2 separate regions of the Homo sapiens genome follow, and region 2 is linked to region 1. Evidence: chromatin contacts called from ENCODE Hi-C or POLR2A ChIA-PET data. All regions are on one chromosome and are shown on one strand. The core of a region is the stretch at or near the end of the contact, and the rest is flanking DNA. Distances in the headings are between cores, read along the strand shown. Region 1 has its middle 87 kb from the start of FASLG. Region 2 overlaps TNN (tenascin N).

What was found. A loop is a pair of places that touch in the nucleus more often than their neighbours do. ChIA-PET counts read pairs that join two places held with the same protein, here RNA polymerase II (POLR2A). Pooled maps may share reads with other maps.
Region 2: a pooled map shows a loop between it and region 1 (6-fold over the local background). The contact joins two enhancer-like sites. A Hi-C loop is called at or near these places in 1 of 168 maps with a recorded cell type or tissue (endothelial cell of umbilical vein) and 2 of 50 pooled maps. POLR2A ChIA-PET finds 5 or more read pairs at or near these places in 1 of 52 experiments (T-cell).

The regions. Positions count from the first base shown.
Region 1 is chr1:172,744,747-172,748,059 of GRCh38, forward strand. No RefSeq gene overlaps it. Among named protein-coding and RNA genes, the nearest start is that of FASLG, 87 kb to the left of the region's middle. Within about 2 kb of position 1,710, at least 14 of the 41 ENCODE cell types and tissues checked have a DNase peak (open chromatin) inside an H3K27ac peak, as active enhancers do.
Region 2 is chr1:175,141,010-175,144,322 of GRCh38, forward strand. The region is part of intron 17 of TNN (tenascin N); the gene reads left to right. Among named protein-coding and RNA genes, the nearest start is that of KIAA0040, 50 kb to the right of the region's middle. Within about 2 kb of position 1,527, at least 2 of the 41 ENCODE cell types and tissues checked have a DNase peak (open chromatin) inside an H3K27ac peak, as active enhancers do.

The DNA.
Region 1 (3,313 bases), core at 460-2,959:
ATTTGTTAGGACGAACTATAGACAAGATGGTGAGAACCAGCAAGATGTCCTCAGGAATTCCTGCTTCACTTATCCCACAGAGCTGACTGTGGCCCCTTCAGAAGTCCAGATACTTTTTATTCTCATTTCCTTTCCAGTCTCAATGTGAACTCTTAGCAAAAAACTGGATCCTTCTCAATCAGCTATTTCCTTCAGAGAGGCGGAAGAAGGAGAGATGGGTGAGGGGTCATCCCAGAAATCCTAGTGGACAGGCCTCTTCTGGGAGCATCAGATGCCTACAAGGTGTTTATGGACTGACATCTGTGAGTGTGTCTGTTTTCTTAGTGTTGGTGTCAGGGTGTGTAGAAGTTGAAAGTGAATGGCAACTCTAGTGTCTTGTTGTGTTACGAACTTTCACCAGGTGGCAGAAGAGTACTGTGAAGAGAAGTCACAAGGATTCACAATCACTCTCCAAAGTAGTGGGAAGTCAAGCAAGAAAGGGTGGCTTGTTCAGAACAGTTGCGATCATTCTGAAAGCAACTCATAAGGGTTGGCAAGTTAAGCTCCAATATGAATTCATTTAGAAACCAGAAAAACAAGAAGAGACTAGCTTGCCAGATGAGAGGAGATTCTGTATGAAAGGAGAGACTTCTAGAAGTGTGGTTGGCAAACCATCCCAAAAGCCTGCACAGTAGGGTAACATGAATGGACCTCATTTAGTTGATTACCTGGAAGTTCAACTGTGGGTATGAAATGTAGGATCAGCTAATATGGTGGCAGAGGAGCTGGTTGCCTATATGGTTTAATTGGAGAATTCCTGAATCTATTTTCTTCCACCCAGTTTCTCTATTATGGTTTATCTGGGGTCAGCCTTTTCTCTAAAAGGTCACTATTATAATGCAAGTACGGAACACCCCCCCTCCCCAGCCCCTTAACTCTTGTTAACTGATATTAATTCTTCTGATTAGTTTATGTCACTTGGAAGAGTGGATTGTCCCAAGGAAAGAATGGAGAACAGGCTAGACCTTGGTGTTGCTAAAGCTAGTGCTGCACTCATGGCTAGGCCAGTGTTCTCCTGTTGAGTAGAAACAATTTCATAGAATGCCAACATCAGAAAAGGCACTCTGTGATCACAATAGAGAAAGAAATAAAATCCACTCTATAATCCTGTCTGAGCACAGATGAAACCAAGAGCGTTGTCTAAAAGTGACCACAAAAATGACCAGTGTGCCCCTATCCTTATTGATATAAGAGATTGCTGCTGCTTTACCAAGGAATGCTTTAGTCAGTCTCGTTTTATTCTTCACACCTTCTAGGTAAGAATTATTAAGATACCCAGTCATGGGATCCTAACAATATCTAACTCAGAGAAAAGATCCACTTCTTTAAACCCTGTCCAAAATCACTTAACACGAGGTTTGGCAAGAGAGCACCTGACGTTCAGAGAGAGATGAAAACTAGGGAAAGAATGTACCAAAGGAAAGGAAAGAGATGATGAAGCCAAAACCTCAGGGCTTTACAGTGGGGCCTTGAGTGGGCTCTTGTTTCAATGTATTCAGTAACCAGAAGCCAGGGACCCTGCTTGCACTGCCTGCCACTGACATTTCTCCTCTGATCTAAGTCTCTGCTTAACAAAGAAGCCTGTGGCTACTCTTAAAGTCTCCCCATCTGGAATGGGGGTGAGTTTGTTCAGCTCACTCCTTCTTCTCCTTCCTGAGCAGCTGACTTATTCTGATGTGGTTTTGCGGTTATACAGTAAGCAGCACTGCTTATGTGGACATGGTGTACTTTCAGTTTCTGAAAGTGAGTCATGTTGACTTTCCTCTGAGGAGTAAGAGTGACCCTTGCTTAAAAGGACAACATGACTAGAAGGAAGAAACACCAGAGGCCACCAGGACCAGAATGTTTACCAATGTAGGCAGTCACTAGTTTTTAGGAGTAGTTTGTGTCATCTTTTTAAACAAGGTAAACTAGGAAGAAACATTTGGTTTTGAATCTTTGAGTGTTTGCCAATGTTTGAAGTACTTATCTATTTTTACTCATCATTTAAAGTGATGTTTGTGGCTAAGAGCTCAAGATCTACAAACATACTTAAATAAGTTTACATTTGGTCAGCTGGAACCTGATGGGGACATTTCCAAGAGGATCACTTGCTAGTATTACATCTTTAATTTTCATGTATGTTAATGGCTTGTGATATTGGACTATTCATCCAGGCCCTAAGAAATCTCAGCAGGTCTATTGAGAATCAAAATTAAGGCTGTACATAGCCACTATACAGAATAAGGAGTTTCTTGTAATCTAACTCTCCTTCGTGGTCTTATTTGGTTAATTTTTTCATGATAACATGTAGAGCCAATATGGGCTCTTGTCACCACTTCTGCATCCTTGCAAGCATTGTTAATTGTCTTATGTTTTTCTTGCTTAGCCAGGATGTAGCCTCAAGATACTTCCCGTCACCATGCTCCTGACAGCCACTGCTGTCAGATCACAGTAGATAAGTGAGATCAAGCCCACTTGCATGTCTGCCCTAGAATCTCCATTTAACTTTGCTCTTGGGTATCCAAATCATAGGAGTGCCGCTGTCCTCCAATCAAGGAGACTGTCTTTCTTTCCTCAATAATTAAATCCCTCTGGGTCCAAGAAAGCGCGAATAGAATTATTGTCAAATTCTATATCACTGAGCCATCATCACTACCTATTGCCTTGGTAAGTCATTTGGGCAATTGGAGAGAATAAGAAAAGCCCAGTAGTGAAGCAGCATGTATTAAATAATTAGTGAGATATTCAAGACAGTTTATATTTCACAAGTATATAAAAATTGCTATTACTTCACGGGACTGAATTTCCTTTTCTATTTTCTCTTTCTTTCTTTCTTTCTTTCTTTCTTTCTTTCTTTCTTTCTTTCTTTCTTTCTTTCCTTCCTTCCTTCCTTCCTTCCTTCCTTCTTTTTTTTGAGATGGCGTCTTGCTCTGTTGCCCAGGCTAGAGTGATCACAGCTCACTGCAACCTCTGCCTCCCAGGCTCAAGCGATCTTCACACCTCAGCCTCCTGAGTAGTTGGAACTACAAGTATGCACCACCAAGCCCGGCTAATTTTTGTATTTTTTGTAGAGACGGAGTTTCATCATGTTGCCCAGGCTGGTCTGTGAACTCCTGGACTCAAGCCATCTGCCTGCCTTGGCCTCCCAAAGGGCTGGGATTACAGGGGGCTGAATTTTCAAGGCAAGGCAAGTCCCCCTTTTAACTTTTGTTAGGTACTAGGCCTGTCATTTGGTAGTTGCTATAAAGTAGGTGGCAGCATCTATTAGGATGGAATAGATTCAGTAGGGAGA
Region 2 (3,313 bases), core at 277-2,776, 2.4 Mb after region 1:
TTAGAACTGGCATGCATGCAGCCTGGCAGGAATGTGTGGCTTAAGGCTTGCTCCCCACTCAGACTGTCCAGGTGGGCCCTCAACTTTTGACTTCCACTCAAGTTATATCAGAAAGTCCATTTTCCCTTCATGAAGCAAATTCCAGCAAGGTAATGATGTGTAAATTTAGTTTCTGATTCTGAGTCTTCTAGTGGGGGCAGGGAGGCTATCTTATGAGCTCCACCATTAAGATGTTATTCATCTATTTAGAGATCATAATGCAAACATAAAGAGCTAGGCATTCAGAATGGTGCAGAATGAATTCTAGGGCTAACCAATGATTTACAGCTGATTTCGAGTCCCACCTGCATGGGCCACAGTGGGGACACAACCAGGGATGGATCCCAACCTGGGGGCATTTGGAAATGTGACTGGGGAGCTCTGGAAGCATTTAGTGGGTTGGGACCAGGGATGGATTTTTAAATGCTGGCACCTGAAAAAGAAAAAAAAAATTAATGGGTACCTGGATGAAAGGGAGAGCTAGAAATGGCACAAATCATTTGTAATCATCCATTCCTAATCCTGAAATAAAAGACATTCAAGGTTCTGACACACACTACTGTGTCTGTGTGTGACTGACAGGGGATGCGATGTTAATGGCTTCTCCTGATCTTTGAAGGTTCAGCTGCCTGGGCCATCTTTCCCAACCTGGTGAATCCTAGAGGGGGAGAGTGGGCCTCAGAGGGACATTTTGATGAGATGGATGGTGACCAACTTGATCCCCTCTGAGTTTGGGCACAGACCTTTCATGGGCCTGCCATGAACCCCTCCAGTCCTCATTCTCACTCTCTACACTCTGAACATTAGGATGGCTTCAGTTTCTAGAAGGTAGAAAATCCTTCTGCAGAAAAAGACCTCCCACATTTGGGTGAAAACCTGCTTTACCTTTCTTTATCCCAGTGCCCAGGTTTAGATCATCACAAACATGTCTTTAAGAGAGCCTCTGCACAGATTCTTAGAAAGCAGCCCTGGGAACCTTCTATGTAAATTAGCTAAGCTGTGCTCATTTAAAGAAGGTTACTAAGGGAGACACTGCACGTTATTTCAAGCTGTGGTTAACTTTCTGTACAAAGTCTAGAGGGAGGCGGAAATGTGTATGACTAGCATGACAATATACCTTTCTTGGATTGGAGAAAACTACTGGAGACAGACCTGTCTGCTGTGTTTGCGTGGAAGTGGCCTCCGTGGCCCCAGAATCCTCCTGCTTTTTCTGGGTGAGGCATAAACGAGCTGCTGGTGAGATTGCAGACTTGGAGGGGGCAAATTAGGACCTTCCCTTTTAACATATGCTACCAACTCTGCATATTCACCCCACCCACTCCAAAAACGTTTTTGAGAGCAAGGACCTTCTTATTTTTGTGTTCACAGAGCCAAGCATGTGCTGCTCCACAGCAGGTATTCAGTAAATGTTCCCTAAAAAACAAGTGAAGTTGTAGACCAGAGGTTCTCACACTGTAGCCTGCGTCAGATCATCGGAAGGGCTTGTCAAGGCATAGGTTGCCGGGGCCCAACCTGTAGTTTCCGGTTCTGTAGGTCTGGGCTGGGGCCAAATAATTTGCATTTCTTTTTTCTTTTCTTTTTTTTTTTGAGATGGAGACTCACTCTGTCACCCAGGCTGGAGTGCAGTGGCACGATCTTGGCTCACTGCAACCTCCACCTCCCGGATTCAAGCAATTCTTCTGCCTCAGCCTCCAGAGTAGCTGGGACTACAGGTGTGCACCACCATGCCAGGCCAATTTTTGTATTTTCAGTAGAGACGGCGTTTCACCATATTGGCCAGGCTGGTCTTGAACTCCTGACCTCATGATCTGCCTGCCTCGGCCTCTCAAAGTGCTGGGATTACAGGTGTGAGCCACCGTGCCTGGCCCATTTGCATTTCTAACAAGTTCTCAGGGGATGTGGATGCTGCTGGTCTGGGAACCCCACTTGAAGAGCCATTGATAGATAGCTCTCTCTTGCTAGCGTGCAAGAAGCCCCCCATTGAAACAAGGAAGGCATAGGTGGATTGGTGTCTCAGAAAGAACCCTGGACTTGGAATCTCAGGACAGAGATTTGAGTCCCAGCTCTGCTGTTTGTGGACGGTGGGACCTTAAGAAGTTCCTAGAGTCTAACCTTTTTGAATTTGTTTCCCCACGGGACTAAGAGCTGCCCTGCTCACTTCACAGGGTTGCTGTGAGAGTGAGATGAGAATGCACATGCGAAGAAGATCGCTAAACTTAGAGCTGAGATATAAATGTAAGAATCTTTATTGCAGGAACAGAGCTTGATGAAGCTTGTGATTGATATGGGCCCTTATTGCCTTTTATGAGCAGAAAAAGAAAGCTTGTAAAAGGATGAAAAATATGATAGGGAAACAGGAGATACATAAGCAAAATAATTAAAGCAGTTTTCCAGATGGGATGTAATGAAGGACTGAATTTTACATGTGTCTCCAGAAGGGCTCTGGAAGTTCAGGAGTGTTTGTGTGTAGGTGTGTGTGTGTGTGTGTGTTAGGAGGGTGCATGGGAAGACCAATAAAGAGAATCTTCTTTAGAAGTGGCCTTGAGCTAGGCTTTGAAGGGATGGTTGGGATTTGGACAGATGAGGGCAGAGAGAAATCTCCTGGAAGGTGGGCTGGTCCACAGTGGAGGGTGTGTGGTGGAGATGGTGGGATGCAAGACTGTGCATAGGGCACAACCAACCTACAGGCCTGCAAGGCATGGAAGAGGAATTCACCTCCACGTGGTATGAAGTAGACTGTTAGGCCTGAGATGATGAAAATGGACGTCTAAACTCCAGAGGGGCTGGCAGGCAAGAAGCCAGAGAGAAGGCTGTTTTGTTAACACAGACCCAGGATGAGAGAAGGCCGAGGGTGGCTGTCATGGGAGCAGAGACATAGGGGTGTATGTGAGTGACCTGCAGAGGGAGGGCTTGAGAAGAGGTATGAAGGGATTTCCAAACATGGCTCCAGGTTCCAGGTCTGGGTGGTGTGGAGAAGGGTGGACCCAAGGCAGAGTGGGTAGAGTGGAGAGTGGTGCTCTTGTGTGTGGTGTGGTCAGGGACTTGGGGAGAGTTGTTATGTTTGGATATTTGATCTGACTGTGGAGCTTCCAAGTGAAAATGCTATGAGAACTGTTGGAGAAACAGGCCTGAAGTTGGGGTACAGGCCAGGAAAGACAGCTTGTTCCCATGTGTCATGTTCCCATTTGGGCTGTTTTGAGAGAGCGGTGACTACCTGTGACATGACTGGCTGCATCTTTGGCATTTTCATGCCTAGAGATCTTCCTGCTGGGTC